Regions from separate parts of the Mus musculus genome. Here regions 2 and 3 are each linked to region 1. The links are chromatin loops, found by intact Hi-C in ENCODE. Cell type or tissue: gastrocnemius. All regions are shown on one strand. Each heading gives the region's core, and the rest is flanking DNA. Links, peaks and the distances in the headings are about the cores only.

The links. A loop is a pair of places that touch in the nucleus more often than their neighbours do. Peaks named below come from ENCODE experiments on the same cell type or tissue, not always from the same donor. Only the 100,000 strongest peaks of a DNase experiment are listed, where the experiment ranks them.
Region 2: a loop joins it to region 1, with 3 times the contacts of the local background. A loop is called at or near these places in 6 of 42 quality-filtered maps.
Region 3: it touches region 1 in a loop (5-fold over the local background); 10 of 42 quality-filtered maps call a loop at or near these places.

The regions. Positions count from the first base shown.
Region 1 is chr3:65,859,681-65,867,572 of GRCm38, forward strand. No RefSeq gene overlaps it. Among named protein-coding and RNA genes, the nearest start is that of Gm35039, 65 kb to the right of the region's middle. In gastrocnemius, for the core only: a CTCF peak has its summit at 3,833 (motif pointing left); DNase peaks (open chromatin) are centred at 2,134, 3,812, 4,454 and 5,446; H3K4me3 peaks cover 658 bases; H3K27ac peaks cover 2,725 bases.
Region 2 is chr3:65,987,093-65,994,984 of GRCm38, forward strand. It overlaps the pseudogene Gm19024. Among named protein-coding and RNA genes, the nearest start is that of Ccnl1, 33 kb to the left of the region's middle. In gastrocnemius, for the core only: a CTCF peak has its summit at 4,101 (motif pointing left); DNase peaks (open chromatin) are centred at 4,166 and 5,474; H3K4me3 peaks cover 560 bases; H3K27ac peaks cover 212 bases.
Region 3 is chr3:65,313,463-65,321,354 of GRCm38, forward strand. Kcnab1 (potassium voltage-gated channel, shaker-related subfamily, beta member 1) reads left to right here. Exons shown (of 14, transcript NM_010597.5): 8 at 5,957-6,043. Among named protein-coding and RNA genes, the nearest start is that of A330015K06Rik, 15 kb to the left of the region's middle. In gastrocnemius, for the core only: CTCF peaks have their summits at 3,454, 4,620 (motif pointing right) and 5,980; DNase peaks (open chromatin) are centred at 4,595 and 5,983.

The DNA of each region.
Region 1 (7,892 bases), core at 1,678-6,677:
CTTCCTCCCTCAAACTGGCTAAGACAGAGCATCACACTGGTTATATTAAAAACCAAACCAAACCAAGAGTCAGTGAGATGGCTCAGTGGGAAAGGGTGCTTGCCGCCAAGCCTGAAGTCCGGAGTTCAATCCTACCCAATGGTGGAAAGAGACAAGTGACTCCTTCAAGTTGTCATCTGACCTCCACGCACAAATGAGTAAATGTCTAGAAAGAAAATCTCCTAGAGAAGAAGAAAGCCCTCTGGTTCTGAGGGTACCATCCCCTCCCCAACCCCCACTCCCTGGCTGCGGCTTCGAACTGCATGCCCAGAGACCATCAGTCTGTCCCCACTTGGACTCTAGGGACATTTATTTGGCAATGACTAGAGCAGGTCTCAGCTGCCACAGATGAGGGTGGCTACTGGAATTTTGAAGCTAGAGATAAGGACTGTTATAAACCTACCTTAGGCAGCACGGATTGCCATTGTCAAAGAGCTGAAGTTTAAGAAGCCTTGCCTAGAGCGTGTCTTAGCCTCTCACCAGCCCAGCTGTCGCTGACTAAACAGAAATAAGCAGAACAGAGCAAGAACAACCTGAAAACCTGCACGGAGTCCTCAGCCATCAACACTTAATGTAGTAGCCAGGAATGATAGCAGTACTTGTCTGTGATCCCAGCACTGGAAAATCAGAAGCAGGAAAACCAGGGGTCTGACACAATGCTGGACTTACATGCAAAGTTTGAGGCCAGCCTGAAGTCAATAACAATAGTAATAGTAATAATAATAATAATAATAATAATAATTCAGTCCTAGTGACTCCCTTTGACAAGTCTGAAGTCCACCGGGTATCTAGCCTCTCTGTGTCACTTCCAGTGACAAAAAGCATTAAGTGGAATCCCAGTCCCCTGAAAGTCGCCCATCTCAGATGGGCAGCCATGACTGGGCAGAGGTAGAAAGGTGATGTAGACACTAAATAAGAAGTAAAGGCTCAAGCCCTGTGCACGCCAGGAGCTGAGCATGATGAGGGACAATGGGGGGGTGGGGGGGAGTCAGGTTATCCCAGGGGACTAGGTGGCATTAAAGGAATATAAGAGAAAGGCTGGGCGAGCGTCCATACGCACCTCCATTATCCTCTTACTCTCACTAAAATATTCAACCCGTGCTTCCAGGCACAGGAAGATAAAGACAGCATATTCCCACTCTCTGAGTGCTAGCAGCCAAGCCAGGATGATGCAATTCAAACACAAAGAAGCAGAATACAAAAACACCTTTTGGAGAGAGAGGTACAGCAGGTGCCCGTCACAATGTTTAGAAAAAGAAGGAAAGCTCCCATGTGGTGGAACCACATGGAGATTGGACCTTAGTCAGCTGATGGCCCTGCTGGGACCGACCTGAGCTTGCCCAGGAGCCCAGGGCAGGGTCACAACAGGGGTCAGCCATCCTACTGACAAGAATTTCCATGGATGGGTAAGGAGCAGGCGTCAGGCAGGGAGTTCTGGCTCAAAGCATCCTTCCTGGCTGGTCTTTGGCTACTCAACAAAACTCTCTGAGCTGTGCTTTCTTGTTCATTTCTCTTTCCAAGCAACAAAAGTCTGATCAATCATCATTCAGAACTTCACACTGCAGGAAGGAAGCCTCGAGGACATCAATGACAAGACGATCAGTATCCATTCGGTTCCAGGAGAACCAGCAACCCTCCCTTACTCACAAGCTTCATCCAGCAACAGCAGCTACCTAGGTGAAAAGCCACTGGCTTTGAAGATGTGCTAGGAATTCCAGTGGCCGAGCTGCTTTCCAGGGCTGCTAACAAGCATTGGGACTGACTGCCCCGTGAGCTCTCTCCTCTGACAATGAAGCAACAGAAAGGTCAGCGGCCGGACACAGAAAGAGGAGAAGGGTCCTGAATAAACACAGACAGTTTAATCAACCATGAAGAAACCCAAGAGTTGACTGAAAGTGCTTTGTCAGGGCAGAAGGGAGGGCCTCTGCCCTCGGAGAAAGGCGAGGAAGGTTGGAGGTCACCTCACTGACCACAGAGGCTGCCTTGGTGCAAATGTTAGTGGGAAGACTCACAAAAACCAGAAGGGCTTAGAGAGAGAGAAAGGGAGGGGGGAGAGAGGGAGCAAGAGAGAGGGAGGGGAAGGGGAAGCCAGCATTTGGGCGTTTTCCAGAGGACTGGGCAAACAAATGTTCCCTGGAAAGAAGACAAAAATATCTTAGTTCAATAGGAAGGGAAGACACATCTACCGTGAGGACTGGAGAATCCGTTAGCCCCTCAGGTTTTCATCCTTCAGGCCTGTCATCTCTGATCCCGGATTCCTTGGGGTATTTGAAAAATTGCTTTATTTGAATTACATCAGTGTCTTTTACATTTAAAACCATCAAGGTCAAACTATGTTGATATGTGGAAGGGAATTTAGATGAAGGGGGGGGGGGGGTGAGTCCTCTCTCTGGCCCTGTAATTACTTTCTTTGTAAGCCTGAATACCCAATCAGATGAATGTCTTCTCCACGCATCTTGTCACCTTTAAACAAAGGAATCTGGAAGCCACAGCAACATCTGTGTCCAAATATAGCCAAGCCTGTTTATTTTATTTTAATTGAAAATCAAATGACTTTAGATGAACAAATCATTTAGAAACAGCACATTTTTAGGTAATTCTTAAGATCATTTTGCCAACCAAGAAAGCAGCTTGATGTCAGGCTGTCTTCATAGGATCTTCTGAGCTGTGATGCTATCAGCGTGAAATCAGGGAGAGCATTCAAAAAAAAAAAAAAATCAGGGATGGCTTGAAGTGATTTGCACAAGAATTCTCGTTCCACAGGAAACCCACGTTCTAGACACAGGCTGACCCTTCCCTTGTAAGTAAGCTCACTCACGTCATTTGCTTACTTTTTTCTCAGCACAATTAAAGATGCAATTCATTAAAAGTCACAAAACGTTGTTTTGACAGACATTTCTATTAATGCTAGCAAACACGGAGCCAGTTCTAAGCCAACGCCGCCCTCACCTCTGCAAGTGGGAGAGTGGCTTTCAGACCCTCAGAGTTCCCATGAGTGACTCACACCTGCAGTGATCTTCCAGTCTGGGGTCTGGCCTGACAAATGCTTATTCCTTTAGGCTCACTGTGGTTTCTTTTAGAGGCAAGCCTGTGTGCTCAACAGTTTATGAAAGGGTAATAGGAACAGGAAGATAGTCGTGTTGTTTTTTCCTCGACCCTTGAGGATTAAGAATAAAAATTAAGCCAATTAAGGGGCCCCGATTGCCCTGAATGTCTTAGGAGGAAATGACTTTTTAAGGCATGTGGGAGTTATTAAAAAAAATATATCCCTTGGAATATTTCCTTCTGTGTGTTGATACACAGAGGCCTGTGGAATGGGCTCTCAGAAGGAAACAGTGACTTGGATAGAAACCACGTTGCTGTTGTAAATAGAAAGAGGTCAAGAGAGAGGTCGTATGCAGTTTTCCAGTTATCTTCTCATTGTGAGAAGTCACTGAATTCAGATACATCATGAATACTCTGGATAATGAAGGATCCCCCCAAACCATGTGTGGTAAGAAAAACATCAGGGATCTTTCTTTTTTTTTCTTCCTTCCCCCCCTCCTCCCCTTTTATTCTATTTATTGACATTCACCTTGAACCGTACAGTTTGGTTGTCATACTTTTCGGTGTCTGATGTCACAGGCAAACCATGCAGTATCAATGAGACTGTGACAGGCCGGAAGAGAGAGGCTTAGCCTCGCCTTTTGCATAGCACAAACAGCCTAGTGTGTTGGTGTGAGGCTGATTGCCTTGTGAGGGACCGGCCTCCTGCCTGGGATGTTCTCCGTCCTCTGTCTGCCCCCTAGTGGAAAGGTGAGGAATATGTGGGAGTTCGCTGAGGGTGTCTGAACGGAATCTGAAGTAAGGCTTCTTGAGACCTTCCTTCTACAGCCCCGTTTTCAAGCATGGCCTCTTCTTCACTCGGAGGAGAAGAACGCCAGCTCATTGAGTATTCTGCAGCCTCCCTAGAATGAATACCTCCATTTTGGTGTGCTTTTTCTAAGGCCTTCAGTCTGCCTGTGACAACCCTAATCCCCACGTCACGACACTTTCGCATGTGCAATCAGCGCCAGACACTTTTCCCAGGACGTGAAAATTATTCTTAGAGTCCCACAAACTAAAGAGTCCCACAGCACAGTGCTGTGCTGTTGAGCATGCTGCCACCACAAAAGCCCTGCGTTTCCCAGAATGTGTCTCTGGGATTTGTCATTTATTCACGAGAAACCTGCTGGTTGCCAGACACTTGGTTCTGGAGACACACAAACACTTGGCCAAGGCTCCTTCCTAGGGAAGCCTGTGGCCCAGAGAAGGAACAGTCTATCCTTGATTGCCACAGGATTCGGTCTGTGTTCCTACATACCCACGCTGCGCTGCAGTAGCAAAACCCATGGGGGCAGAGCCAGGGGATTGGTTCCAAATTCTAGTCACAACAAAGCTAAGCCAGCGAGTGCTTTGTTCAAATGACTCAGGTAGATAAATGAGGCCAGCACAGGCCGTCCTGACACCACACACCTCTAGAATGCCCTGGCTGTGCTCGGAGCCTCTGATGTCACCCGGTATTTTCATCCCTCCCCAAGTCAGAGTGTTCTGTGTCAGCTATGCGGATGTTGCTAAGGGGCTGGCCAGTTTCGCGGTGCGCTCCCTTAGCCGACCTGCATGCTCTCCCTGCTCTGGTGGCAGTCGGCTCGTGCCAGCCCTCCGCACTGCTTCGCTCATTTCAAGCCTCACTTTGGTTTTTGTTTTCTTCTTGAATCCCATTTTCTGCATTGCTGATTCCCAGATATGAAAGACCTAGAAAGGACGGATGAGCATTTCAATGACCCCAAAGCACTCTGTGTCGGGTATACAGACTCATACTTAAGGGTAATGGTGTTATTATTGGTATCGGAAATGCTGGAAGAAGAAAAACAAGATTGATATTCGAGGCTTCTGGCTCATGACAAGAATTAATGCAGAGAGGGTGGAGTCAGTGCTAGCTTGATAGTGAGACATCCAATGCAGGAGGATGCCTGCACAGAGCCCGGACAAGATGGCCTGTTTCCTGGGCCTGAGGTGTTGTGTTCCTCTCTCACTGATGCCCAAATTGGGTGAATGGTCATCTTCGCTAGTCCTCTCAGGCCTCCTTGAGAAACGGAATTGGGAATGGAGGCCAATTAGCCACCACCATACTTTTAGATGTAAGATATTTTAACAGATAAGAAAAGAGTATTTGCCATTACAAAACTTCTGAGAGAGATGGCAATCTAGGAGAAGTGGGACATAAAGGGAGGGGGGAGGCCAGCTGATTATTGTCCCATCAGAGGCCACCTGAAAAATCTTCCACACTTGGAGGAAATTAAATCCCCCTCTGCTGGGTGCCATGCCATACCAACAGGGGCAGGAACAGCAATGGCAGTCACCCAGGGCTCTGCAGATGGCAGTAATGTGAAAGCCGGGTGCCCTGAGAAAGGGGTCCCGGATAGCATGCTCCCACTCAGTCCTTTCTACCCTTCAGGGAGTACTGCAGTCTCCATGTGTGGAGGCCTGGTGAGCTTGGTCAGGAGGTGGAGGTCAAAAGCAGAGATGATGACTCTGGAGTTGGCCTGGAAGCCTTGGTTTGCCCTAAGGCTCTTGTGGCCTCAGCTAATGGGAGTTTTTTTCCTAACTGTAAATGTGGTTCCTTCTTCACATCTTGAACTTAACCTCTGCTTACAGACCTCCCACTGCTGCTTTAGTGCGGTGTTCTTCTAGTTACCCCATGTCTTAGTTACTTTCCCATTGCCCGGGTAAAATGCCATGACTGAGGCCACTTATTAATGAAAGCATTTTTATTTGAGGCTTACAGTTACAGCGGGTTAGAGTCCATGAGTGTCAAGGTAGGGAGCATGGCAGGCAGGCAGGCAAGCAGTCAGGCAGGCAGGCAGGCAGGCAGGCAGGCAGGCAGGCAGGCAGGCAGGCAGGCAAGCAGTCAGGCAGTCAGGCAGTCAGGCAGGCAGGCGGGCAGGCAGGCAGGCAGGCAGGCAGGCAAGCAGTCAGGCAGTCAGGCAGTCAGGCAGGCAGGCGGGCAGGCAGTCAGGCAGTCAGGCAGTCAGGCAGTCAGGCAGTCAGGCAGTCAGGCAGGCAGGCAGCAGGCAGCAGGCAGGCAGGCAGGCAAGCAGTCAGGCAGACAGGCAGGCAGGCAGGCAGGCAGGCAGGCAGGCAGGCAGGCAGGCTGTGGAGCAGGAGCTGAGAGCTCACATTCTGATCCATAGGTAGGTAGCAGGCAGAAAAAGAGATAGGCTTAGGATGGCCCTGGGTTTTTTTGAAACCTCAAAGCTGTCCCTAGTGACACACCTCTTCTGTCAAGGGTGCATCTCCCAATTCTTCCCCAAACAAGTCTACCAACTGGGCACGATATATTCAAAGATATGAGTCCATGAGGCCGTTCCCATTGAAACTACCACAGCCTTCCAGGTCCCAGTTATACTTTCAATTGGTATGATAGAAGAGGAAGAGAAGAGGAAGAGAAAGAGAAGAGGAAGAGAAGAGGAGGAAGAGGAAGAGAAGAGGAGGAAGAGGAAGAGGAGGAGGAAGAAGAGGAAGGAGAGGAGGAGGAGCATGAAGAGGAGCATGAGGAGGAGGAAGAAGAAGAGGAGAAGGAGGAGAAGAAGGCAGTGACAATAAAATAAGTAACTCCAGGAAAAAAAGATTTAGTTGATTTCACTTCCAAATCACCACACATCCTTCACAAGGGAAGTCAGGACAGGAAATCAAGGCAGGAACGTGGAGGCAGGAACGTGGAGGCAGGAAAGTGGAGGCAGGAGTGGAGCAGAAGCTTTGCAGAAGTGCTGCTAACTGGCTTGCTCTCCCTGGCTTTCTTAGCTTTCTTATAAACCCCAGGACCACCTGCTTAGAGATGGTACTGCCACGGTGAGCTGGCCCTCCCACATCAATCATCAGTCAAGAAAATGCCCTACCGACTTGCCTACAGATGAAGGCATTTCCTAAACTGATGTTTCTCTTCCCAAAAATCTAACCAGGACAATTCCATTAAACTTTCACTGACTCTGCATTTTTACTGCTCCTCTATGTGTCATCAACATCACATGAAATTCATTACTTCAGCATCTATCGATGAAGTGCCCGCTTTTTACCAGGCCATACTATGTACAGAACACAGAGTCATCAAAGACCCCCATGGCTCTTGCCTTCCTCGGACTTACAAAATAGAAAAAACAATCTTGGTCAAATAGGCACACAAATTAACATAACATCCCAACGTGTGAATGAATGTGTGTGTGGTGTGTGGAGGAGGGTGGACTGATTTAATAGGGGAAGCCGGGAAAGTCTTTGAGGAGTGAGTAAGATGAAATCTGGAAAAGCAATAGGATTAACGAGGTCCCGAAAACCATGTTTATCCTCTGGAGTGGCAGGACCTGTGTCCTCAAGGCCATGAAAGACAAAAGTGTAACCAGAGGTAGACAGCAAAGACGGTACTGGGATGTACCAGGCTGTACACAGGACACGGTGAGACAGGCAGTAAGATGCAATGTGTGTTTCAGAAAGACTGCCCTGCCTGCTCTGTGGAGAAAGGCCAGGGAAGGGTCATGGGCAAGTGTAGTTAAGCTGTTTTGGAAACTGTTTGTTACAGGCAGGTGTGCACTAGGAAAAGAAGCAATGTTGGGTGATAGAACAGGCAGATCGCCAATGTGGTTCACGCCTGTATGTTCTGCCAATAGCCTTCCAGTGAGCCCCTGCCTTCCGGCCCTAGCTTTCCTCACTTGCGGTTTGTGCCTAAAGACGTCCATTGAGCTTGTTCCTATGGACGCCGTCATATTTTCTTTCAAGCTTTCTCTAAAAATGAGTGTTTGTGATGCCTGAGCTATTTCAACTCCAAGGTTACAGTCTGAAAT
Region 2 (7,892 bases), core at 1,869-6,868, 130 kb after region 1:
AACATTTCTGAGGTGGTCTATCACTGATTAACACTGTGGTCAATATTGGGGGCAGTGTTAATGTAGCCTCCTGAGCATTCTGGGAAATATTGATGACCCCAGCAGCCCTCCCATCCATGCTTTGATGGCAGGCACGATAGTAGTCTGTCTTATAAACTATAAAATGACCCAAGGGAGGACAGTTGCTCAACATACATGGGCTTGCTTGGGAAGCTGCCAGAGGTACCAGCTTTTAGGAATGCAGAGCTATCTTCTAGTATCTCACCAGAATGATACTGAACTCTTCCTTTAGCTCAAACAAACTTGCAAGCAGTGTGAGTTGTAAGTTTACCTAGTGTGTGGGCATTGCTAGTCTTGACATCAAGATAATCACCTGAGCAGTGAAACCAGCTGCCTCCATTGGTGAGTCACGAATACTGATACGGAGACAGGAGGGAAGGTGGGGACAATATGGAGACGTGGGAAGGAGCCTTCTTCTCAGAGGCTTCTCACAAGCTGAGAATCAAGAATCCCGACAGAATTAACAACGCTTGCTACAGCCTTTCTCCTTTCCCAGCTGGAAGTGGTCAACGTTCTTGGAACCTCATCAGATTATTTATAGTACATATTCTTTTACTTTATGAAACCCCAGTGACTCCTGATTTTCTGTTATCAAATTATAATAATCCTATCTAAGTCACTACCAGAGCTACCCTATAATATCATTTATCTGAAAGACAAAACAAGGAAAATCAAGTTTCCTAGCAACCCTTTGAAAGCTACCACTATGTATGAGAGGCTAAGATACTTAACTGTGACCGTCCTTGCTAACCAGACCCATACTTGGGTATATACCTTAGTCTTCCCCCAAGCTTCTCTCCTTTTAATACCTAGGAGGCAGGGATGGGCAGATCTGTAAATTGGAGCCAACCTTTTGTGCATATTGAGTTTTAGGCCAGCAAGGGCTATATCCTGAGAACCTGTTTTTAAAAATGGACTGGAAAAGTTCCTCAATTGTAAAGTCACCTACTGGCAAGTATGCTGACCTGAATTTGATATCTGGGACCCACATGTTGGAAGGAGAGAGCTGTAGGTGCAAACCATGGTTAGTATGTTCACCCATATGAACAAAGCACATAAATGAAGATGTTATAAAGAATTTAAAGGTCTTTAATAAACTACAAATCTTTCTTGAGAACCCCACAAGCGTGCTTTTGGGTATGTTTTATTTTTTCCTGCAATGACTTCTCTCTCTCTCTCTCCTCTCTTTCTCTCTTTCTTTCTTTCTTTCTTTCTTTCTTTCTTTCTTTCTTTCTTTCTTTCTTTCTTTCTTTCTTTCCCTCTTTCTTTTGGAAGGGTTTCCCTGTGCAGCCCTGACTGCCCTGGAACTCACTCTGTAGACCAGGCTGGCCTCGAACTCAGAGATCTGCCTTCCACTGGATCTCAAGTGCTGGGATTAGAAGTTTGTACACCACTTCCCAGTAGGCTTTTTTTTTTTTTTTTTTAAATGAAGCCCAGCTCTGCTTCTTACTGGCTTATCCTGAAATTACTTTTTCTTCTGAAACCAAGGATCTGGTTTTACTTGAACTGAGGTTCGTAAAAGATTAAGGGAATTCCTCAGGCTTCTGTGGGTGATAGTGTGGGCCTGTGTCCGCTCCCTGCTGCTAGCAATGCTAGTAACATTGCATGGTGAACATCTTTTAGAGACACTTTCTTGACACTGAAGCATATTTGTTCTCAAGACCTTCACCCAAAGCTTTACAGTGCATTTCAACAGACTTCACTTGTGACATTAATTGGAACAAAGGTAACCACCGTGCTGTTTGGAAATACTGATCACCACGTGGTCTACTGGGACTATATGGATACCAGTAATTTTTAAATAACTGTATTTGTAAATACAGATTCAAAGGCTTTAACAGCTAGGCAAGTTGTTGGTAGAATGTAATCCAAGGCTTTTTGCAGTGGGCATCCACTGGCACTGCCATCTTTATGGGTGAATTTCCAGCTCTGGAGACAAGGCATATTGACATTTAGCTTCATCACGTTGTCACTGTTCCAACTAGAAACTGGCACAAAAACTATCGTGTCAAAGTCTTATCGAGCTTCCTTGTCAGGCTCTGACTTCATGAACGATTTCCTCATGTCCTGTGGATGAAAGGTGACTCTGAGGAATTCATGTTGTTTACGTTGGTACTTAATTGTTTCATACCCAGTGCATAAGCCAAAATGGTGTTGACACAGGTCTACACATTCTTAGAGATTCCAGTTTCAAATCTACCTATGCCAGCAGGCAGGAAAACACAGTCAGCATGAGATCACCTGTTATAAAATGGTTGGGATGAGGTTTCTGTGTGCTGGGGCTTCAGTGCTAGCCACACATCTGCTGATCTCAGATTTCTATAGCTGTCCATCAGATGTCTAGTAATGGTGAACGTCTTCATATCAGTGTCCCCAGTAATGGTGAAACTGATGAGAGCCCTTTTCACTTCCAGCTTTGACTTAGTGGGAGTTTTCATAGAAGTTATGTTTCAGCAGTAAACTCATTATTTGGAGTAGAAAGTTGCTGCCAGGGTCTGGAGAGATGGCTCAGCAGTTAAGAGCACTGGCTGCTCTTCCAGAGGTCCTGAGTTCAATTCCCAGCAACCACATGGTGGCTCACAACCATCTGTAATGCAGTCCTTTGCCCTCTTCTGGAATGTATGAAGACAGATCACTCATATGCATATAAATAAATAAATAAATAAATATTTTTAAAAAAGAAAGCTTCTGGCAATGTTTTTTAGATTTTATTTATTTTACATGTATGTGTACACTGTAGCTGTCTTCAGACACGCCAGAAGAGCGCATCGGTCCCATTACAGGTGGTTGTGAGCAGCCATGTGGTTGCCAGGAATTAAACTCAGGACCTCTAGAAGAGCAGTCAGTGCTCTTAACCATTAAGCCATTTCTCTAGCCCCAGTTGTTGGCAATTATAAATATACTAGCTACAACATGTTTATAATTTCTAAGAAATTTAATGTTGCCACAATATTTAAAAAATATAGTCCCCATTTAATTTTTTTCCACCGGCCTCCAAAAGTATAGTATTAAAAGATTTAGACTCAAGAGTCTATCAAGGGTCAAATATGATCTTGTTTCTCAAAGATGCCTAGTTTAGCTGGGCATGGTGGTGTAGACCTTTGTTTAACCCTAGCACTCAGGAGGCAAAGGCAGGAGGATCTTTGTGAGTAGAGACCAACCTGATCTACTTAGTGAATTCCAGGATATATATATCTACTATGTAGATATATATTACTATGTAGAAAGACCCTATCTCAAATGAAAATCAAAACAAAAGAAAAACAAACAAACAAACAAACAAACAAAAACACAAAATTTAAAAAACTAATGAATCTATCACTAACACACATCTATAATTTCTAAGAGGATCATAATATCCATTGTAAGGTTGTAGCAACAAGCAGAATTTGCAGCTGCCTTTTGTTCCGTTCCGTTCCTCCCTGGCAATCCCTCTGTCAACAGCCTCCTTTCATCCTTATAGAACTGTGAGTACTGTGCCTCACTGAGTAGCTCCACTAGTCTCCTCCACTCTTTCCCTCCCTCCTAGATTAGAGACCTGTGCTCTGGAAGCCAGGTCTTCCATAATGAGTTACTTCCTAATTTCTGCATAAAACATCCTGCCGTAGCTTCTTGCAAAAGCCCCAGTGTTTCTGTATGTGGCTGTACCGAGGCTGTACAGGGCACAGTATTCATTTATAACTTTTCCTTTCCTTTTAGGTTGGGGTAGGGCAGAAATTAAAGCTTGTGTTCAACTCTTTATCTTGTTATTAATCAGTTTTTGTTTGTTTGTGTGTGAGTGTTTTTGAGATGGGGTTTCTCTGTGTAGCCTTAGCTATCCTAGAACTCACTCTATAGATCAGGCTGGCCTTGAACTCAGAGATCCTCCTGCCTCTGCCTCCCAAGTCCTGGGATTAAAGACATGTACCACCACCGTCTGGCTCAGTATTTTTCTTTAGAGGCACCATAAGTGTATTAAATAAGTCTTATTTTTTCATGTAAATAAATGCTCCGCTGGTTAAGACAACTTAGTATGTAACATACTCGCACCATCTAGTGGCCAATATGAATTTAGCATCACTGGCTTTGAATCAGACAGAAGTCTAAACTTGGAAGAACTAGAAAACATTGTTATCTATGTTTGTGGTGTCTCTGTGAACAATCTTCCCAAGTAGAAGAGTATCATGAGACATAAGTGTGGTGTCACCAGCCTGTTAAACCAGCACTAGGAGATGGAGGCAGGAGAATGCCAAGCAAGTTCCAGGTCAACATGGGCTATATAGTGAGACTGTTTCTAAATCCCAACCCCCAACCAAATCCAATCTCATTGGGTAGCCCAGGCCTTTATTCCCAGCACTTGTGATGCAGCAGAGGCAGGGGGAATCTCTAAGTTGGAAGCCAGCCTGGTTTACAGAGTGAGTTCTAGGACAAACAGGGCTACACAGAGAAACCCCATCTCTCTCTCTCTCTCTCTCTCTCTCTCTCTCTCCCTCCCTCCCTCTCTCTCTCTCTTAAAGAATCATCTCTACTCTGTGACATCTACACTTTCATTTATTTTAGCATCTATTTAATTTTATCTTTTGTTTTGAGGCAAAGTCTTTATGTGCATGTAGTTCAGGTTAGCCTGAAATTTGCCACCCATGTGCCTCTTGCATGTTGGGATGACAAGCCCATGACACTGTGGCTAGCTTCATTTAACTCAGTGGCTATCTGAAAAATATTCCTGTGAGACAGAAGATTATCTTATTATTCTTTTGTGTGGGGAAAGGCAAGCCTCTTCTTCCTTCACAACTGCCTTGTCACTGAAGGAGGATTGTAGTGTGTTCCTGCTTCCTTTGAACTGTGTTGTTTCAGTAGTCCAGAGCCGACCTTTCCTAGGAATGAACCAAAGGGAAATTGGCAGATATGATTAAATTGCTGGACCCAATAAAATGAGAGCGGCTCAAACGTAGCCACAGCTGAGACAAGTCGTTAGGGAATAGCACTGCTGGGTTATTAAGACTCCACGTGACCCAAGTCTCAGTCATTCAGCTTAATTTATTATTTAATTAATTTAATAATAAAAATTTATTTTTATTTTGTTTTATGTGTATAAGTACTTTGCCTACACGTATGTCGGTGCATCATGTGCGTGCCTGGGGCCCGAAGAAGCCAGAGGAGGGTATCAAATGCCCTTGGACAAAAAGTTACAAGTGGCTGCCAGCCACAATGTGGATGCTAAGATTCAAACCTCCATTCTCGAGATAAGTGCTCTGAACTGCTGAGCTATCTCTCCAGCCCCAGCCATTTAGTAAGAAAGCAAAGAAAAACAAAACAAAACCCCAAAAGAATCTAAAGATTTCAGACAGACATTTAAAACGCTTTTCTCTTCACAGGACTCCAAACAGATTTTGTTGGTAGCTGTAGAACCTGCTGTGAATATTTCTGTCTCAGCCCAGCCAACTCCCTGAGAGTCCCCACAGTGTCGAAATATCATGCCGTGTGTGAATCACGAGGGCTTGGGCCAAGTGTAAACCGATTAAGGTTTTAAATAGACAAAATTCGAGCTATGACCTGCTACATAACTTAAGTGTTATCTAGTAAGTAGCCATTAGTCCTCAGAATGATTTTGGTGTCTTCTTTTTCTTTTGTTTAAAGGTTAATTTGCCAACTGTCTTTGAGTCATGAATAAGATGGTTGTCCCCACTCTTGAGTAAAGTGGAATTGAAATATTTTTCACCACAGAAAGCCCTTAACAGCTTGAGATGTGCATAATCCCAGCTTTTGTTCGGGGAGCATCTGCTCATATAACCGACTAACAGAACATCTTGTAGCACCAGTAGATATTTTGCTATAGGGTATGTGTCTAGTAAATTAACGTAAATAGTCCATGAACACAATTCTGCACATTGGTGAACACAGCTTTAAAGAGCAAGCTGCAGTCTCAAGAGCTTGAAGTGCATGAGAAACATGCCAGTTAGCTGCACACTGTGGACAGCAGGTTAGTGTGACAGCAACCGTGATGGAGTGAGAGCAGAAGCCAACACACACAATACCAGGCCACTCTGACTCATCCCATCTTTTCAACAATATAATGACAGAGGAGAGAGATGCTGCTCTGATTACATTTTTTTTTCCTCTGTGTAGCCCTGGCTGTCCTAGAAATCGCTCTGTAGGCCAGGCTGGCCTAGAACTCACAGAGATCTGCCTGACTCTGCCTCTCAAGTATTGGGATTTAAGGTGTGTGCCACCACTGCCCAGTGATACTGTTCAACTTTGAGGCATGAAGCAGTTAAATTGCATGCTCACCAAAGAGATACTGACCACATTGTTGGGATTAGGCTGTGTCTGCTCCAAATTACTCCATATTGTGTAAAATTGTTTTTTTTTTGTTTTATGTTTATTTGTTTGTTTAGTTTTGTTTTTGGACTTGCCTTGCTTTGAGAGACTCCATTCTACAAGGAGTGCTTGAGCCCATTTTTGAGGGAGAAGGATGACTGCAGCCTCAGAAACACGTGTAAACCATGCCATCTATGTGGCTCCACCCAGGCAACACAGACCAACGAGTGACTTATTCCTGGGAGTAGAAAGAATGCCACACTACGGGGTTGGAGAGATGGCTCAGTGGTTAAGAACATTCACTGCTCTTGGAGCACACTGATTCAGATATCAGCTCCCACATCAGGTAGATAACTGGCTACAGCTGTAGTTCCAGGGTATCTTATGCCCTCTTGTGGCCTCCTGGGATACCTGTGTGTGTGTGTGTGTGTGTGTGTGTGTGTGTGTGTACAAACAAAGTAGGTCTTAAATAAAGAGTGCTTTAATATAAATTTTTTATGGTGAGCTGAGACACATGGGAGCATTGAAATCCTGTCAGGAAACAGGCCCAAGGACTTGCCAGGCTCACCCTCAAAGAGAGGAAGGGTATAACTTCCTCATCTAGATCCCATGAAAAGGTAGACACTTCACACTGTGATGACAACAGCCCATCCTGTCATCTGACTCCCAAGTGTCTACAGTATGTAGCAAGGATGATAGGGAGAGGACTCCTGGCTGTCTCAGGGCCCCAGTGCCACTCAGTCCCCTCCCCCTTTAAAGACACGGTCTCTATGTGTCTCCTGGGTGTCACAGAACTTGCTATGCTGACCAGGCTGCTCTCTAACTCTCAGAGATCCACCTGTCTCTGTCTCCCAAGTGCTGGGGTTAAAGGTGTGTGTCACCATGCCTGGCCTTCAGTCCCTCCTCTTGACACAGTTTACTCAATTGTCATCCACCTGTGCCCTTGTTTACCTGTCTGGGCCTGGCCACCTCTCGACCCATTCCTGAATCTGGACCCAGTCTTCTCTGTGTCCCCCTCAGTTGTGCAGCTGCAGTCCAGACGCTGTGACCACAGTGGCTTCTCCAGCCTGGTTTGTCACCAATAAGGAAGCTTTTGAATTCATATCAGTTTTTCAGATTTGGTTTCTAAGACAGGACTCCTTGAAGCTTGCCTTCTAACCCTCTATAACCATTCTGTAGGTCCCTTACCCTCAATATATTTACTATCCAGTATGTATACATATACATATCCATACTATCCAGTATGTATACATTGATACTATACAGTATGTATACACACATACATATATACATGCTATATAGTATGTATACATATATGCTATACAGTATGTATAAGTACATACTGTATGTATTATGTATGTATGTATGTATGTATGTATGTATGCATGATGTGTAGCATGCCATCTGAGAGTTAATATTCATAATTATGATTGAACTAAAAGAACAAGCATTTGCCTTGCCAGGATTATCACACAAAGTAGCAGTGTCTGGTGAACTGCTGCGAGTGGATGTGACCACCGTGGCTTGTGAACTTA
Region 3 (7,892 bases), core at 1,869-6,868, 550 kb before region 1:
CCTCTCTTCATGTACTCATGGCCAGCCTCTACTACTCTACTCTCTCTGTCTGTCTCTGTCTGTCCTGTCTGTCTGTCCCTCTCTCTCTATCTCTCTGTCTCTCTGTCTCTGTCTCTCTCTCTGTCTCTCTCTCTCTCTCTCTCTCTCTCTCTCTCGCCTACCCTCTTGACTCCCCTCCCCATGCCCTGAATAAACTCTATTCTATACTATACCATCATGTGGCTGGTCCCTCAGGGGGAAGGGATGCTTCCCCCATACCTGACTACACCTCCACCAAACATATCCCCTCGCTCTTTACCTTTCTATAAACACATCACTAGTAACCAAACTTAGAGAGGACCCTCTGCTCCTACTACTGAGCATCTCTCTGGCCCCCAGCATAACATTTTTAAACTCTGCATGTAAGTGAGACCACTTGGCATTTGTTTTCTTATATGTTTTATTTTACTTAGAATAATGTTTTGCCACATGGTGGGACTCATGGCTCTAGCTGCATATGTGGCAGAGGAATGGTCTGCATATGGTCCTGTGAAGGCTTGATGCCCCAGTATAAGAATACTAGGACAGGAAGCAGGAGTGGGTGGGTTGGGGAGCAGGGGAAGGGGAGAAGGGGATAGGGGATTTTCAGAGGGGAAACTAGGAAAGGGGAAAACATTTGAAATGTAAATAAAGAAAATAGTAAAAATTAAAATTAAAAAAGAATAATGTTTTGCTTTCCGTATATTATGTTGTCATAAATGATAGGATATAATGTTCTAGTGGCTGAATATAATATGCATGACCTTATAAGATAGATAGATAGATAGATAGATAGATAGATAGATAGATAGATAGTCAGATAGATAGATAGATAATCACATTTTTTTTCATTTATTTGAGGCAATATATATTTCAGCCTATTTACCATTACATAATTGAATCATGACAAAGATGATTACAGTGGTGGTAGATAATGATTTGCTATTGAGTCTCTTCAATGTTCTTGATATCAGTCCTTAGTCAGATGTATATTGGACAAATACTTTTCTTCATTATGTATATCTGTATTGCAGAATTCCATCCAGTTATATTTAAAATAGTTATTGATGGGAAAGGACTCACCCATCATGATGGGTGTTATATTGTTTTTTATGATGTTACTTGTTTTCTATATTGTTTTAGCTCCTCATTTCTTCCTCTCTCAGTGTTTTTGGTTGTGAGTTTTTCTAGTAGTGTTGTCTGGTTCTTTTTTTTTTTTTTTTTTTTTTTTTTGGTTGTTTCGTTTGTCTGTTTGTTTCGGGACAGGGTTTCTCTTGTGTAGTCCTGGCTGTCCTTGAACTCACTCTGTAGACCAGGCTGGCCTCAAACTCAGAAATCTGCCTGCCTCTGCCTCCCAAGTGCTAGGATTAAAGGCGTGCGCCACCACGCCCAGCGATTCTTTATTTTTTGTTATGGTGTAACCGTAGGTTTTCTCTTTGTACTTAATATTAAATATACAAAAAGATTATTTAGTACAAGTTATTTTGAAAATATGGCAACTTAATTTTGATCATAAATATTAAAAATAAAGAAAACCTCAATACATGCACTGTATTCTGTCATATATTTTAATTTCTAATGTTTCATTTCATCTTTTTCTATTGCCTATTTCTTAAAATAGCAGTGTAGTCATTTTCAAATTTTTTGATTTTTAATCCTCATACTAAAGATATTTGGAGTGCCATAGTTAAAGTATTAGAAGACACCACATCTGTCTGAAAACTCACTGCCCGCTTCCAGTGTTTTGTTTACTCAACAATGTCTTGTGCTCGCAAGAATTCCCCTTAGGATTTATTCTAGACTGAGTCTAAGTGGCAAGAATTCCCTTCGCTTCTATTTAGAAATATCCTTTTGTCTCCTCCTCTGAAAGCTTGCTTTGCTGAGTACACCAGCCATTATTATTAATTATTAGTTATTACTATTACTATTATCATGTATTCACTTTACAACCCAATATCAGCCCTTCCTATCCTTCCACTTCCTCCTCTTACACATCCTCCCTCCATTCCTTCTTCTCTTGCTATTTTCACAATTCTCTTCTTTTAACTTTTGAGACCTGATTATAACATGTCAACTTGGGGTAGATTTGGTTAAATCACATCTGTTACCTTTGACTTTCCTCCATCTGGGTATTTGGTTCTCTCTCTAGGTTTGGAAAGCTTTTTGTTACTATCTTTTTTAGGAAATACATTAATATCGTCATACATTTTTATGTATATACAAACCTATGTGTGAATCATGCTTATTCCTATAAAACCAGTTTTTAATATACTTTATTTATTAAATGTGTTCTTTGATAACGCATTTTATACGAATGCATTGCATAATACATTCGGGTTACTCTCTCTTCCTCCTCTCCCATCTTCCTCTTCCTCTGTCTAACTCCCTTCTAGCTGCAAGTCGCTTTCTCAAATTCTGGTCCTTTTGTTTTGTTTTGTTTTGTTTTGTTTTGTGACACCCTGAGTTTCACTAAGGCAGTCATGGGATAATGTGTGAGTCACACATGGGTATACAATGAAATATAATGGCTGAGCCTCTCCCAGAGTCCACTAGTAGCCAATAGTTCAGTAGGGAGGGGTAGGGCCCACGAGCCCCTCCCTTATCCATGTTTAACTGATGTCAAGGCGAGTGTTATACAAGACAGCCTCAGCTGCTGGGAAATCACAGTTGCATTGATCGTGGCATACCCAGAAATTAGCCTTTCACAGCCTTTCCGGCTCTTGTATACTTTCTGACCCTTCTGTCTATAACGATCCTGGAGCATCAGAGAGGAGGTAGAGATGTCCTGTTCAGGCCTGAGCACTAGACTGTCACTTTTTCTCAGCATGTTATTATATTTTTATAAGTTTTATCTCTTAAAATTTATGCATATGTATTTGTGTCTGTGTGAGTAGATGCCACATGTGCAGGGAAGAAGAGTCAAGGTCAGAAAGGAGCTAGAGTTACAGGCTATAGATGCCACCCAACTCTGCTAGGAATTGAACTGGGGTCCCTGGTAGAGAAGAAAAGACTTATTAGCTGCCGAAGCCATCTTTCCATCCCCTTGTTACTTTTAGTAAATGTTTAACTCTAGGATTCCGAAACCCTCACTGAAACCCCAAACCTGAGTATCTCTTCTTTTCATGATGTTCTGAGACCCTGCGAGCTTTCCTCATTCCTTTTCACTTTCTTCCTCCTGGATATATTCAAATATCTTGACTTCAAGTTCACTGCCCCTGCTGTTAGGTGGATTCTCTGTGGATGCTGTCAGTTCCCTCTTCATCTGCTCTGCATTTCAGCTCCAGGAGTTGTTACAGGTTCTAAAAATGATTTTACTTTCTGTAGCAAGGTTTCCTGGTGATTACTCAATTGTTTCTCCAGAGATTTTATTTTGTTGTTGTTATGGTTGTTGTCTGCTTTTATTTCTCATTTTCAAGACAGGGTTTGTCTGTGTAGCCCTGGCTGTCCTGGAGCTCCCTCTGTAGACCAGGCTGGCCTTGAACTTAGATATTTGTCTGCTTCTACATCTCAAGTGCTGGAAAAAGGGTGTGCTCCCACCACCACCACCCAGATTCTCTTGTGCTTTTAAGGATCATGTTTCAGTAGGTTATTTCTAATGTATTATCCACCCCTGGACCAGTTCTGGCATACATATACATATACATGTACATATACATATTTTTTGAGATTATAATTATGTCACTTCCTCCTACCCTTTCCTCCCTTCAAACCCTCCTATACATCTTTCCTTGCTTTCTTCCAAATGCATGGCTTCTATTTTTCATTATTTGTTGTCACAAATATATACATACACACATACATACATACATGCACACATACACACAGAGACACATGCATGCATACATATACACATGGACACACACATATATACATGGATATACACAGACATACAGACACACACAAACATACACATATATACATATACACACATATATATGTATATACATATACACACACAGAGACACACATACACAGACATAGATACACAAACACATACACAGACATACAGACACAGACACACACGCACACATACACATACATGCATACATACACACACATACACAAACACACAGACACATGCACATACACATATATATAGTCTTACATTCATAAATACAACCTACATAATGTTACTTTTATGTACATTTTCAGGGCTGTCCATTTGGTATTAGATAACCAATTGGTGTGTTCTTTCTTGAGAAAGACTATTTCTCCAACTCTTGCTTGACCATTACACAAAACAGGATCTCATTAACTCAGACAAGCTTCTAAGTTGCAATCCTCCTGCCTCAACATACTTAGTGCTGGAAGTACAGCCATGTGTCACCATGCTCAGCTTCTCTGTATCTTCTTGAAGTTCACGACTTTCCATCAAATAACTGTTTTGAATTCTTGTCCAAGAGGCCAACATATCCACCACCTCATCATCGGCTTTTGACATCTCAGCTCCCTGGAAGCTCTCGATGCTTGTTAGTATCTGACAGCATCCATGCACTGAAGCATTCGGCGTGTATTCCAGCTGTCACTACTTGGCTTTAATGGTGCCTGGCCTGGGAATTCTAAGAAGGTCGTTCTGGAGCCTGTATTTATTGCCCACGGTTGCAACACTAGAGGGCGCTAGTCCCAGTAAATTCAAAACTAGTGCTGCTATTCTGCTATCCCTAGCTTAGGTTTGTTGCAATTGGTACCGCTGTATGTGGTAGATTAGGGGACTGCCTAGATAAGGTGATCCAATCTCAGGACCGAACACCTCATCTACAATCACTAGCCTGCAGTCAGGAACAACAGGGTTCTAAGCAGCCCTGAGCCTTACCACAAGGGATGCAGCTCAAAAGGCCAGGTTTGGGTGCCTCTCTGGAGCCCTTAGGTTCCTGAGTCCAGTGTAACTATGTTTCCATGGCCTGTCTGGTGATGTCGTCCCTTTGGCTGGACACCACTGCAGCCAGGTACAGGCAATGCAAACTGGAATTTTATGTGACATCCAGGCTTTTCTGCATGGGTGTTGTTCATGGGAAGAATCTACAGCCCCAGCACTGAGTTTCAAGTAAAAGTTCTATACCTCTTTCCATCATACGTTACTTGCAAATAAAATGTCTTTGAACTTGCTGCCTGAGATTGAAGGTGAATAGTGGAGGTAATCCCTTGGCTAACAAGATTGGTGTTAAGTAGTGTCATACCTGATGCTACAACCTTTAGAACTGGTATACTGGCTGAGTTAGCAATTGTGTAAGTGAGAACCCGGGTCCAGCTCACCAATGTCAGAGATGCTTGCCTAGCTCTGGGGTGGATCCAGAGACTCTCTGTGAAGATTAGCCTGGGAGCAAGGGCAGGGTGGAGGAGTCTACTCAGTACTGAATTTCACCCTAGTGAGAGGTTGGTTCAAGTCTCCCTCCCCTCCCAAAAAGTGTCTCTCTCTAGGCCATTTGCTCTCAACCTTTGATCCAAGTGACCCTTTTACAGGGGTCGCCTAAGGCCATCGGAAAACACAGATATTTAGGTTACAATTTATAACAGTGAAAAAATAATCTTATGGTTGTGGGTCACCATAGCATAAAGAACTGTATTAGGAGCACTGGGAATGGTGAGAGCCTCTGTGGTTCTCTAGGCTGTTTGATTCTTGGATTTGGAGGGTTTCCCTCCGGCTTGCTCAAACATCATTTTCCATTATTATACTAAAACCCAGACACTATCATCTTTCTTCTGGTTTAACTCTTGTGAAGGTTAGTCATATGGAAATAACTCCAACTGATGTTTCTGAAGGTAAGCAATTGCTGCTATCGTCTTGCTGTGCCCTGTTCAAGAGGACTCTTGTAATTAACTCAGTGTTTGTTTTTAAGTAAATTCTTGAAAGAAATCAAACTCAAGCACTTTCTAAGTGTGGTCCTATTTGGACTTCTTGGGCCTTTGGTTATATTCTGTTTTCTGCTTCTGCTGCTAGGACTGAAAGGCTCCCTCCAGAGGCTGCAACTGGAATACGTGGATGTGGTCTTTGCAAATCGCCCAGACAGCAACACTCCCATGGAAGGTGAGTAAAAGAATCTAATAAGAAAAAGAGGCTACAGAATTGCTGGACCTAGCCTGAAGACTGTTTCTACTACAGTAAGTAATGAAGTATGTTCAGATTGTTAAGCTAGAATTTAAAAAAATAAAACCTTTCCAATGTCCTTTAGCTTCTGTATTGACCCCAAAAGCCAAGAGACTACTACGTAGGTTTATTTTCCTCCCCGCCCCACTCCTCCTCCTCTTCCTCCTTCTAACTTCCTTCTTTACCTTTATTTTCAGTTTCCTTTCTTGGTTGCAAAATACTCATTTCTTCCAGATTCACTTCACTTTTATGATTTCATCAACTGAAACGATTACGTTACTCAGATAATCCAACCACTGTTTCTGAGGCTCCTCTACAGAGCTTCCTTTTCTATAATGATGCTAAGTCTGATTAGTTTGCAATCCTGCCTGATAAATGCTGAGACATGCTGTGAGTGAGCAGGCATTGGACAGGCAGACCTACTTAATAAGGCTCTTCTTTGCAGTTTGGGTTTGGTTCTCTGCAAGCTGTGCTCCTGTCCCCCCTGTCAGAAAACCACAGCTTGTCCCCTGTGAAAGCCTTTAGAATACTCAAAAAGCCACATTTTCAATTGTATCCATTTGTCAATCTTACCTGGGATGACTGAGAAATAAGATTTGTTCTGTGAAGATTTGTTCTTACTGTTAGATTATGGAAATTAAGGAGAATATGAATGATTCAAGTTCATAGGAATTTTCTAAGTTGCATTTTGTAGATCGTCATTCATTTCAAACATATGTTATGGAGACTATTTGTATTGCCATTTATCTTTCCCAAATACAGAGAAACTATGTGTATATACATATATTTATATACACATTATTATCTGTGTTTACATATCATATATATGTGTGTGTGTATCTGTCAAAACAAAGGCTGTTTGATATGCAGATCATAAATAGTATTAGAGATACTTATTTCAATAATAGCATGCTGTCACACAATTCACAAAGATACATTCAAACAGAGCACTAAAGCCATTTAGTCAGCAAAACTACCAAATAAAATATTGGATTTTAAAAGGCTAATTGTTTCTCCATTTTAAGTACCTGGTGGCTCTTTTCCTCTTTGGAATGGTGTCTGTTACAGTTACACCATGTACATATAGACAACAGCTGAGTTTGTCCTCCTACCTATCCTGCATCCTACTTTACCTTTAATTTTAGGGATATATTGTAGCCCCTCAATCAGGAAATATAAGCTGCAGTATAGCTATAAAAAGAAAACCATATTATAAGGGCCTCTCAAGTGAAAAGGATACAGTATGTGGGTAAAAGAAGGAAATTCTCCAGCCATGTGATGCTAACAGGTTAAGTGTCTCTTGTATAAATACCAATGGTATGTTGAAATTTAGTTAAGAAATTTCCAAGTATTTTTTTTTTAAAGAACAGACTGCTATTCCCTGATAGAGTCTGTAATGTAGCATTATCTAACCTCTCCTGAAATTGGAGAAAATTACGTTTTTCCCTAAGATTTTCAAATAAAGTTCTACAAGGTAAAGTGGGAAGCTATATCATACTTAGTCATTGTACGAAGAGTGTTAAACAATGGGTATTTCCCACCTACTGAGTAAGTCACAAAGCATAGGCCTCTGTAGCTCCCTTAGCAGAGATTACCACCTTGTACTGGAATGCAGTCCCTCCACCTCTCCCTGCTGCCAGCCAGACACCACCCCCAGCAGACTACCAACCCTGAAGTTTCCTCTGCCTTGGGTCTAGTGAACAGGCGCTCCAGGCTGTTCTCAGGAAGACTCACCCCAAATGGTTTCCGTGTAGCTTATTCTAGCTTTCTGATAAAGTTATATTCCATA